Linked DNA regions of Homo sapiens: region 2 is linked to region 1. Evidence: chromatin contacts called from ENCODE POLR2A ChIA-PET data. All regions are on one chromosome and are shown on one strand. The core of a region is the stretch at or near the end of the contact, and the rest is flanking DNA. Distances in the headings are between cores, read along the strand shown.

Region 1 (5,816 bases), core at 861-3,360:
TTTGAACTCAGGTCTGTCCAATGCAGCAGCCAGCACTAACCACTCCAGCAAATGTCTATTAGGAGACCCTGGAGAGCTGGGCTGGTGCGGGGTCAGGGTCAGATTCCCCAACCCAGCACACTCTCCAAGTGTCTGTTGATTGAACAATGCCCTTCCACCGCCCCTCCAGTGAGGCCCCCAACTCCGGCCTCCACTGCCTGTGTGACCTCAGCAAGCAGCGGTCCCTCTCTGGGCCTCAGGCTCTGTGACTGTAAAAGGGAGATGGGAAAAGGCGGTGTGAGTCAGGAGGATAGGGGCTGATAGAGACAATGGAACAGGGTGGGACTGTCCTGGGCCTTGTAGGCTGTTCACAGGATTCCTGTCCTGGACATGCTGGATGCCAGTAACACCCGCTGGGTCACAACCCAAACTGTCTCCAGGCACTATCAACTGTCCCAGGGAGACGGGAGGAGGTAAAATTGGCTCTGATGAGAATGGCTGCCTTAACCCTGTACCTTGGGGTGGGGCAGGGAGTGGTCAGCACGGGGTGGTCTGGGTGCTGCAGCCCCGGAGAGCATACAGGAACTGTGGAGTCCAGAGCCCGAGGCCACCCAGAGCTAGTGAGGATAATGAGGGTTTTAGTGAGACCTTTCTGCAGCACCTGTATGTGCCGGGCAGTGTGGATACAGTCACTCTCTTTATCCTCCCGAGAGCCCTGGGAGGGAAGCACAGAGAGATGCGGTGACTGGTCCAGTCACACAGCTGGTGAGTGGCAGAGCCAGAATGTGAAGCCAGGCCCCCAGGCTCCAGAGTGTGCACATCAACACCACCCCCGCAACACTGCCAGGGCAGTGGGGCTGAGGATGGAGGGCAGGTGTGAAGAGGAAAAGGAAGCTCTGGATTCAGCAGGAGGCAGCTTCACAGGTGGCACCTTAGGAGTCCCTGACCCTGATCTCTCAGCAAGGCATTATTAAACACCTCCTGTCTGCCTACTGTTCCAACCAAGACGAGAGTAATGAATCATCTCGAGCTGCTCACCTCATGAACTCCTGTTCCTTCCTGTCGGGGATGCTTCCTACCTGGGACACATTTCCCAGCCTCTCGCCAACAGTCAGGAACCAGGCGCCTGCCAGGTGCCCATATCTGCATGTGCATTTAACAGATGCACAAACTGAGGTCAGAGAGGCCAAGCAACTTGCCGAGAACACACAGCAGTTGAGGAGAACTCGGTGTTTTGCTCTTTCTCTCTCCAGGTCTTCCTCTAACCTGAGCTCGCCTACAAGTGGCTCAAGCCTGCCCTGGACTCCTCACAGGAATCACAGCATTCTGCTGATGGAGCTCACGGCCCTGGTGAGCAGCCCCCTCATCTTCACAGAGTGCACATGCGCTTTCTCTGGAGGTTTCTCTGCCTCCGAGAGCCAAGGATGCAGCCAAACAGGGCCCAGCAGGAGCCCAGGGACTGAGCAGGCCTCACCGTGTCCCCTGAACAGCCCCGCTCGGCCAAGCCTCTGGAGGGGGAGCTGCTTCCCTCAGCGTGGCCACAAGCCCCGTCTGCCTCCATCTCCAGCCAGTCACCACCCAGCCCAGTCCTCCAGCTCTCCTGGTCCTCCCAGCAACCTCCTGACTCCCAGTTAATATTCTGTCTTCCTCCTCCAGACACAGCCCACCATGGAGACGGTGGCCAGGTGCCACTCCACCCAGGCACCACTTACCTGGGGACGTACAGGTGGATGTCCAGGCAAACAGGCCACTTGCGGGGTCTCTGGTCCCAATGCCAATGGAGAGCCGGTTCTGGGTGAGGAATCGGGGCTTACAAAGCCGGTTTGGATTTCCCTGCAGCCCAAGCCCCCAGCCTGAGAGGGAGGCCCTGCCGCTCACACTCTCCGCACACACCCCGGGGGAGGATGTCACACCCCGCCAGGGTTTCTCACTCATGGATGGGGGGGGTTCATCCTCTGCCAGGTCTCCCAGAGCCCCCTGGGGTGGCCCTGGTGGCAGGACACAGGCAGAAGGCCCGAGGACAGCCGCTTACCTGAATGCCCCAGCAGCAGCTCTGAGGCCCACGGTGGGCCAGGCCTGCCCGGAAGGCCTGGTGTCTGCTGAGCTCCGGCAAGCAGGCTTGTCTGAAACTAACCTATTTCCTGGATGCGAAGACAGGAAAGGGGGCTGTGTTTGATGTTTACATCAAAGTCACAAAGTGCTGTGCTCAAGGAAAATCACAGGCCACGTGCTCCAGGGAGGCAGAGGGCATTTCCGGGGCCCAGCACTGCCTGCCCAGCTGCAGGATGGGACTGAGAGATGGGAATGAGGCTAAGCAAAGGCAGGGTTTCAGGAAGGACGACTCCAGCAGCAGGAACCGTCAGAAGGGAGGAAGCCTGCATACCTGGAACCGGAGGGTAGGCAGCAGTGGTGGGAAGGAGGGGAGTCCCAGGGCTCATGGAAACTGGAATGCCCCCATTTTCCCCTCAAAGGGGCGTCGCCCTGGGGCCTGCACCAGCTAGACAACCCAGAGGAGTGATTTGTTTATTCCACAGGCAGGTTAGAGCTGGAGGGAGGAGAAACCCACTGAGTCAGCCCATACCCCGAAGGTGAGAACCCCTTCTGTGCCAGGCATCTGGATGGCAAGGACAGCCTGCCCTTGCTCTCCAGTGGCTCGCAGGCTTGTTGGGGGCAGCTGAGTCCACAGGGAGCCAGGGCTGGGAGGCCGGAAGCCTGGGCACTGTGTGTCCCCAGAGTATCCCCAAGCCAGCCTGGAGGATGTCAGGGATGCGTTCCAGGAGGAGTCAGCCACCCAACCGAGACACAGAGCCAGGGCATCCCCAGTGCTAGCCCGGCCCACCTGGGACCTTTCCCACGAAGCTGAACCTGGCTGAGTGCCATCCCGCTGTGGCCACCACCTCCTCCTCCTCTTCCTCTCCTCCCTTCCCTCACCCTGTGCACCCCCTACCCTTGGGCCTGGGGCCACACCTCATGCACTCTCTCAGAGAGGGGCCTGCAGAGCCACTCCCTCGGCTCCATCTCCCCTCTAGTGCCCCAAGGCCTCTGGGAGCCCCTTGCCCACCACCTCCTTGCTTTCTTGGGCACTAAGGGAGTCGTCACAGCTCTCCTGTCTGTGGGGCCTCAGAGACCTGTGTGGAACTGCCCTGGGCCCACTGTGGAGACTCCTAAAGCTTTTCTTCTTGGGGTCCTGCTGCCCTTGTTAAGTGGGCTTGTGATACCCTACCTTGTTTTAACCTGAATTGACTCTCCCTTAGCTAAGAGAGCCAGACAGACTCCATCTTGGCTCTTTCATTTGCAGCCCCTTACCCACCCCGCTTCCTCAAGGACTTAATTTGTGCAAGCTGACTCCCAGCACATCCAAGAATGCAATTAACTGATAAGATACTGTGGCAAGCTATATCCGCAGTTCCCAGGAATTCGCCCGGTTAATAGCACCCAGAGCCCCGGCGTTTGTGTCCGGTTGATAACGCCCAAAGCCCCGTGTCTATCACCTTGTGATAGATTTTAAGCCCCTGCACCTGGAACTGTTTGCTTTCCCGTAACCATTTATCCTTTTAACTTTTTGCCTGCTTTACTTCTGTAAGATTGTTTTAGACCCCCACCTGTCCTTTCTAAACCAAAGTATAAAAGAAAATCAAGCCCCTTCTTTGGGGCTGAGAGAATTTTGAGCACTAGCTGTCTCTCAGTCGCCAGCTAATAAAGGACCCCTGAATTCGTCTCAAAGTGCGGCGTTTCTCTGTAACTCGCTCGGTTACAACAGGCTCAGCTCCCCAGTCTGCCTGAGGATCCCCTCACACCCTACCCCGAAGCCTCCTTGGGGACCTCCTTTCTGGCCCTCTACTATCCTCTGGCCGCCTGAATCCCCTTTAGAAAATCTGAGTTCCGGCTCTAGGCTACTTTTCTCCTTCATACAGCCCCCTCCAAAATGGTGTTTGCTAGCAGCCTCCCTTTTCCCCAGCGGCATCTTGAAACTCCAGGTGCAGCAAGCATCCCTTCACATCCATGCTGGACGCTCATTTCTTGGAGTATTGAGAGAAAAAGACACCGGCACCCTGAAGAGAGGAGAAATTACAGCATCAAATCACATTCATACTACAATAATGAGAGTCGCACTGATTATGTGCCAGACATTGCTGTACGCACATCACAATTAATAAGCCATTCAACCTATTTTCCAGATAAGGTAAGTAAAGCCCAGAGAGGTTAAGAGATGCCAAGTGGCCAGGTGGGATTGCAGCCCAGGCAGCCTGACCCCACCCACGTGCTGCTGGACATAAAAGAAGAAAACTTTGGTTGTAAAATATCTCCCCGAAGGAGGCCAGCGCCCCAGGGAGCTGGAAGCTGAGCCAGCTATGGGACAGGGTGCCTCTGTGTGGGTGGGGGGCTTCCAGTTTCCAGGGTCTTCAGGTCCTGAGAAGGGGATTCCCAGCCTCTGCAAGGCACTGGCCCTACAACCCTTGAGCCCCCCACTTCCTGTCCCAGAGGCTGGTCTGGAAACTACAAAGCCCAGTGCTCAGACAGCTCTGAGATTGGGCTACAGATAATCCGAGATTGGCATGCAGATAAGGTCCTCTGTTCTGCCAGAGTGGAAGGAGGTGGATGCATCTTTTGAATGTTTACAGTAAAGGGCAAACGGATGGAAATGTGGGCTAGGAAAGTTGCGGTGCCTTTGCCTCATCGGGTTGGGGTAAACATTCACTCTACTCATGCCAAGAGCCTCGAAGAAATTCATCAGTCACCCCCATATCCTCAGGTCTTTGCCCACACCTCTTCACCTGCCTATTTCCTAGTCCTCTTTCAGGTCTCCAATTAAGCGTGTTTTCCTCCAGGAAGGCTTCCCAATCCTCAGACCGGGCAGGGATGGGCTTTCTGTCCATTTCACCTGGAGCTGAGCAGGTCCAATCTGGCTGCACAGTTAAGAGAACACAAGCCACTGCTGGGAGACGTGCAGCAGGGAGATAGGGTGGAGGCTCCAGCAGGCCCGAGAGGAGATACACCCCAGTGCAATGAGCCCCAAAGGAAACAGGTCCATCCAGGGCCCCTCCTGGATTCCCTCTGGGTGTACAGAAAAATGGTGACTTTTTTTTTTTTTTTTTTTGAGACGGAGTCTCGCTCTTTCACACAGGCCGGACTGCAGTGGCGCTATCTCGGCTCACTGCAAGCTCCGCCTCCCGGGTTCACGCCGTTCTCCTCCCTCAGCCTCCCAAGCAGCTGGGACCACAGGCGCCCGCCACCGCGCCCGGCTAATTTTTTGTATTTTTAGTAGAGACGGAGTTTCACCGTTAGCCAGGATGGTCTCGATCTCCTGACCTCGTGATCCACCCGTCTCGGCCTCCCAAAGTGCTGGGATTACAGGCGTGAGCCACCGCGCCAGGCCAAAAATGGTGACTTGTATCTCCTTTCCTTCTGGTTCTTTTCTGGTTCTGCCACTTAACCCTGAGGGACCGTGAGCACGTTACTTAGCCTCTCTGCGCCTTGGTTTCCTCCCTTAGGAAACGGGGATAATGGTACCTGTCTTGTAGGCTGTTGTGAAAGTTAAAAGAGGCCTAAAGGCAAATGCTCCATTACTGCTACCACCACCGTCATCTCTCATGTCTAGTGACTGCGCGTCCGAGTGCAGCAACGGGATTCCCTTGCGCCCTCCAGGGGCAGCTCTCCAGTATTGCAGGCTGCCAAGCACAACTCAGGCGTCCCTGAAGGCTGAAAGTGACCACCGCCCTGCCCTGAAATAAAAAAAATTAATCCAGCTGGTTTAAGTCAGAAAAGAATTGCTTGACCACAGCAGCCACATGCTGTGCTCTCCCCTGGGGGCTTCTCAAGTGGATGGCTCCTTCGGA
Region 2 (5,816 bases), core at 1,742-4,241, 1.0 Mb before region 1:
AATAATAGTAAATGTTCACATGTCAGGGTTTTGTCTTCCCTCCACAGTTGAGATGAGATAATATGATTTTCTAACCAAGATGAGGGGTTGGCGTGTGAATCCGTCTTCAGTTCAGCAGGTTTAGATATTTATTGCATTCAGAGCAGTTTCTCTTAAGTAATGTTTTAAGTATAAGAAAGATGTAAAAAGTGCACAAATCATAAGTGTACAGCTCTATGAGTTGTCACAAAGGGGCACACCTGTGTAACAAACTCCAGAAGTACAACATTTCAGCATTTACCTGTCTTTCCTGTATTTTGGTGCACATATTGGTACACAACTATTTCAGTTGTCGGGTCAGCAGCTTTTTAAAAAGGAGTCTTTCTCATGGTGCATCTCTGAAGGACCCAGACAAGTGATGAGAATCAGTAGTGTTACTCATGCATTCATGGAGGTGTGAACACAGTGCTATGATAGCACTGGGGTAAAAACAGCACATTCAGATGAGGGATTCTGGAAAGGATTCTCACAAGAAGCGGTGTTGGAGTTGGTCTGAAAAGAAGATAGGAATTTAATGGGGGAGAAAGGTATTCGCTGTGTTAATAGGGAAGGTGGATGTTGGATTGAACCAAGGAGTGGGCACGTGTAGTGTTTGGTCTGATGAATACAGGTCCAGATGCACGAAGGATGGAGAAGAGTGGAGGAGACTGAGGGAATGAGGAGGGGACAGGGACTGTTAGAGCTGGGAGCAGGGATGGTAGCAGTAAAGGTGACGAGAGATCTGAAGGGCTCGGCAGGAATTTCTGGTGAAGAGTGTCATTATGTTACTACTTTATCCTAAATTTTACTTGCTATAAAATATCCTGCTGTGTGTGGTGACTCATGCCCATAATCCCAACACTTTGGGAAGTTGAGGCAGGAGGATCCCTTGAAATGAGCCTGGGCAACAAAGTAAGACTCCATCTCTACAAAAAATGTAAAAATTAGCCGAGTGTGATGGCTTTTGTCTGTGGTCCCAGCTACTGAGGAAGCTGAGGCAGGAGGATTGCTTGAGGACTGGGAGGTTGAGGCTGCAGTGAGCCATGATTGAGGCTAACGTGGTACTTATGCACGTGTGAACACATGTCTTTTTTTCTCTTGTAAGTTACTTAAGTGGTTAGCTGATTTTTTTTTTGAACTTCAAACACCTCAATCAATATAAAAACAAGCACAAATATTGTAAAACTACCATATTTATATTTAAACTTATTATTAATTAGCAATACTATGGGCTTTTTCATTAATTTCTTCATCTCTAAACCTTCCTAAAGTTAATAGTAATTCTCATTTTTATACCTTTCTGGGATTTTAGAAATCTCATCAAGCTGGAAAATAAAAAAGTGAGTGTCTTCTGGGACCATTCGTGTCAAATGTGATCAGGATTATTGACTGAGCATTGAGTAGGGGCCAGGAACCTGGTTGCTTCCCCCGATGTAATTTAAATCTAGGTTACTTGTTGTCTGGGTCCTTTTTTTTTTTTTTTTTTCCAAATTAACTTGTTAGTTTAATGAGGCCTTTTGAGCTCAAATTTATCATATAGATTTTAGTTTTGCCCAGGCTGGTGTTTCCCCTATGGAATAGCATTCCTTACCGACCACTTGTCATTATATCGACTTAGTAGAGAGATTGCAAACTTAAGCATTTCTTGTTGGGATCTTCTGATTAGAAGGCCACTTAGAGTTTTTTTCTTCTTCTCAGACAAGAGGTCTAGTCTAGCATCTTGGTTATTTTACGACAGATCACTGATTTTTTTTTAACCCAACTTCTTTATGTGACCACTGTGCTTATCTTCCTCCCCACCCGCCGTTCTTCTTATACTTCTTATTTTGCTCCAAAACTGTGGGTTTGCACAGAACTTCCTTTTTCCTTCCTTCATTATTGTACACACAGATAGACAAAATTTTCTATATAAGCAGACATACTTATTAGAGGAAGGAAATAACAAATGTATTGACTGTCTTCTACTTATTCAAATTCAGAAAAAAATTACTGGGCACAGTAGCTCACGCCTGTAATCCCAGCACTTTGGTAGATCACTTGAGTTCCGGAGGTCAAGACTAGCCTGGGCAACATGGTGAACTGTCCGCCTCCCCGCCCCCCATCTGTACTAAAAATACAAAAATTAGCCAGGCATGGTGGTGCGTGCCTGTAGTTCCACCTACTCAGGAGGCTGAGGCAGGAGAATCACTTGAACTGGGGAGGTGAAGTTTGCAGTGAGCCGAGTTCGGGCCACTGCACTCCAGCCTAGGTGATGGAGTGAGACTGTCTCAAAACAAAAAACAACAACAACCCAAACTGACACAAAATTAATCATATTCCTTGTCTTTAAATTTTTGCATTTCAACTTTTTTGGAATAACTTTTTTTGTTTTCAAATGTATATCCACTAAATATAATTTGTTTTCTTTTAATATCTACATTGTCACAACCTGGCTACCGGATACCATGTTAGGCTGTTTTCTTTGCCTCTTCTGCATTCTCCCCTGACATCCTTGAAAGCACTCTTGCATTCTTACCCTGTTTCCATGCTTGCAGACCCATCCTGGTTTTTATTTTCCTGTCTGATGATGTGGAATTAGCTATGTCTTAAGATCCTAGTTCCTTTCACGAGGAGTTGTTTTAGAGACTTCAAAATTTGGGTGTCTATGAGGGTTAGTGATGGACAAAAGTGTTCCTGTTGTTTTTGGGAAATGGTCATTGATTGTTTTTTTTTCCAATTTAACCAGTCATGTTGCTCTACTCTCCTTTTCAGTGAGATTTCATTGATGGCTAAGACTTTGCTCTGTGTTGGTGAACTCCAGCTCACTAAAGTGAAGTTCTAATAGGACTGGAGTTTTATAGGGAAACTGGGTAGCCTGAATTTCTTACTTAAAGGAGAATGTGAAAAGTGTTGTGGGCTAGGGAAAGAGTTTGCCAACTAGTTTATCTCTTGCTTTATGCTGTGGCAGATGGCCAGTCATGGCTTGAATTTACCCCTTTGTTTGTCCTGGCAAGCTTGTGTGTAGAGAGGCTTCTGTTGGCAGCTTGGTTGCTGTTTCAAAGTACCAAAAATTTTGAAAAACATTCTTCACAAATCCTGTGTGTGAGTTGTGGAAAAAGGAGGTAAATGTTCCAGGAAATCTCATACTCCTGAACTGGATGTCCAGTGGTTGGCTACCATGTTAGGTTTTTCCCTTCTACTGGGTTGTTCTTTCATTAAGTTGGTGTAAGTTAAACTTAAAAACTTGAACTTCAAGACTTGTAAAATGTCTTATTTTTGTTGCGCCTCATAATATGCATTTATCTTGTTGCCTCTTTTGTAATTCTGCAACATTCTCCCTAAAATAGACAAAATCTATCCTTTGTCCATTCCTGTTTTCCCCTTTTTAAATCAGTAATAAAGTCCCATTTGTTTGTAGACAGTTGTGCAGAGAAATAATAGAACCGATTGGACCTCCATTATTGCTGTATGGTGCTGTCATTTCAGGGGAAATAAGCCTGTAGCTTATAGACTGAAAACAAGCTTAGAGTTGGTGTTTGGGAGCAGTGAAGAGTACCCTTTGTAGACCGCCTTTTTCTCCGTGGTCTCATTTAGTCCACACTACAGCTCTAGGGAAGGAAGTGAGTATTAATATCCCTGTTTGACATGAAGACACTCAGGCAATTAGCAAAGTACTTAATCCAGCTATATGAGATGACTAGAAAGTGAATTCAGAAAGAAGGTCTGAACCTAGGTGTGTCTGACTCCATGGGGTGTACAGCCTGAATCGGCTCTCAGGGAATGCCCACTGCCTCCAGGGCAGTAGAGCCGTGTTCTCTGGATGAGTCCTCCACAGATGAGCTTCTGGGATGCTCACGTTGTCTGTCACCCAATGTGATTTCTTTGTATACTTTTTACAAAACTGTATCTTCTTAGCTAGTATTTAATTATATTCTCACCCTATTGTTTATGTTGCATTTCTTTTTAAGTGCACAGTTTCAATTTAAGAAAGCTGGCAAAAAACTAGTTTAACCTGATGGTTAAACAACCAGTTTAACTGTTGTTTTTAGGTTGAAAAATCAGTTCATGCTGCCATTAGTTAAAGGATACTTGAATCATGCAAAAATCTGTTGTTTACTCCAGCAACGTTCCCTTTAAATGGAAGCATCTACATTACTGGTTGCTGGTATTTCTGGAAGAGGCACGTGTTAACTGGAGTGAGGCAGTGGATCTTTGTTTTGTTACTAAGTGTAACTGCTGAAGTGTCTTCCTAGCAAAATATATGCCAAAGTTTACGGCAGGTATAACTTTTTTTTTCTAGAAATAATTACACATAATGTTAGACTTTAGGATTTCAGGTTTATTGTTTTGATGCAGAGGAGGGTACTTATAAATCTCATGGCTTTTCATTAAAATAAAACACATTATCAGCGAGTATATCTAATTAGTAAATCTCATTAATCTTATAATATTTTCCTTTTATCACGGACCTGAAAAGCAGCTTGTTGTCAGCTGTGCTCACTGGCGGGGTGCGGTGGCTCACGCCTGTAATCCCAGCACTTTGGGAGGCCAAGGTGGGAGGATCCCATAAGACCAGGAGTTCGAGACCAGCCTGGGCAACATAGTGAGACCCATCTCTTAAAAAAAAAAAACTGAGCTCACTAAAATACCCCTAACATTGACTGCATCATAGGGGAGGATGTCGTAGGCTTAACTTATATATTTTGGTCTATTACAGTTGATTAAAGTAAACTTGAGGCAACTGGCAACAAATTTATAAATAGCCAGAAAATGTAGATTCACAGTGTGGAACTTAAGTTACTTTGAAACCATTTTCTAAAAGCGAGTCCTGTTGAGGGTTAGGTATGTTGTGGAATGGTGGAATTCAAACAGATGTCTCACTGTTTGGATTAAGTCATAGAGAAGATCCAGAAAGGACTCCGGAGATTACACATGAGCAGCCTTGCTCTGGAATGGTAGGATTTGGTCCCTTCTCAGAAGGGACAGGCAGGGTGGTTGTGGAAGTGATTGACCTCTCCAGATGCTGTTCATGGTTTTCTTTTCCTGAGGAATAATGGCTGTGCTATCACTGGGGAGACGCTAGAGTCTGGAGACCTTGGTTCTCTTGTAGCTTGCTCTTTCATCTTGGGAGGGTCATTTTAGCTCTCATGAGACTGGTATGATTTTTTTCTCCCCTCTCATTCCGCTGTTGATTGTAGAGGAGCTGTAACATCGGGAGAAGTGCTAGGAGGTAAAATAAAGGCAGATACCATTATGATTGTTATTAAAGGACGAGAAAGTGGCTATTGCAGATGGCAGAGCTTGACATTTGGGGACAGATATTCATTGGGTGTTTTGTGAGCATGAGCACTTATAAAAAGAAGCAGTGATTGCTAGCAGCCAGCAAAAATAAACTAGGCTAGAGTTTAAACAATGAGCTTCTTAAGGAGGCAGAGGCCATGCCTGCATGCCACCCTACCCCATTTAAATTTTAAAAAATTATACAGAAAAGTATACTAAATGATACAGAAACACCTATATTCCTATTACTCAGATTTTTCATTTTTTAAAAAAATGGAGACAGGGTCTCTCTCTGTCACCCAGGCTGGAGTGCAATGACGTGATCTCAGCTCACTGTACCTCTGCCTCCCAGGTTCAAGTGATTCACGTGCCTCAGCCTTCCAAGCAGCTGGGACTACAGGCACCCGCCACCACACCCAGCTAATTTTGTATTTTTAGTAGAGATGGAGTTTTACCATGTTGGCCAGGATGGTCTCAAACTTCTGAGCTCAAGTGTTCTGCCTGCCTTGGCCTCCCAAAGTGCTGGGATAACAGGCATA

What was found. ChIA-PET counts read pairs that join two places held with the same protein, here RNA polymerase II (POLR2A).
Region 2: POLR2A ChIA-PET joins it to region 1 with 19 read pairs in PC-9. The contact joins the enhancer-like site here to the promoter of ZAP70 in region 1. POLR2A ChIA-PET finds 5 or more read pairs at or near these places in 2 of 52 experiments (PC-9 and activated T-cell).

Annotation. Positions count from the first base shown.
Region 1 is chr2:97,709,870-97,715,685 of GRCh38, reverse strand. It overlaps ZAP70 (zeta chain of T cell receptor associated protein kinase 70), which reads right to left and starts at 2,110. Exons shown (of 14, transcript NM_001079.4): 1 at 2,012-2,110; 2 at 1,692-1,770. RefSeq lists enhancers at 1-97, 1,329-2,302 and a silencer at 4,276-4,465.
Region 2 is chr2:98,706,951-98,712,766 of GRCh38, reverse strand. The region is part of intron 2 of MGAT4A (alpha-1,3-mannosyl-glycoprotein 4-beta-N-acetylglucosaminyltransferase A); the gene reads left to right. LOC124906050 (a long non-coding RNA gene) reads right to left here. Exons shown (of 3, transcript XR_007087149.1): 3 at 4,950-5,220. Among named protein-coding and RNA genes, the nearest start is that of MGAT4A, 21 kb to the left of the region's middle. Within about 2 kb of position 2,991, at least 5 of the 41 ENCODE cell types and tissues checked have a DNase peak (open chromatin) inside an H3K27ac peak, as active enhancers do.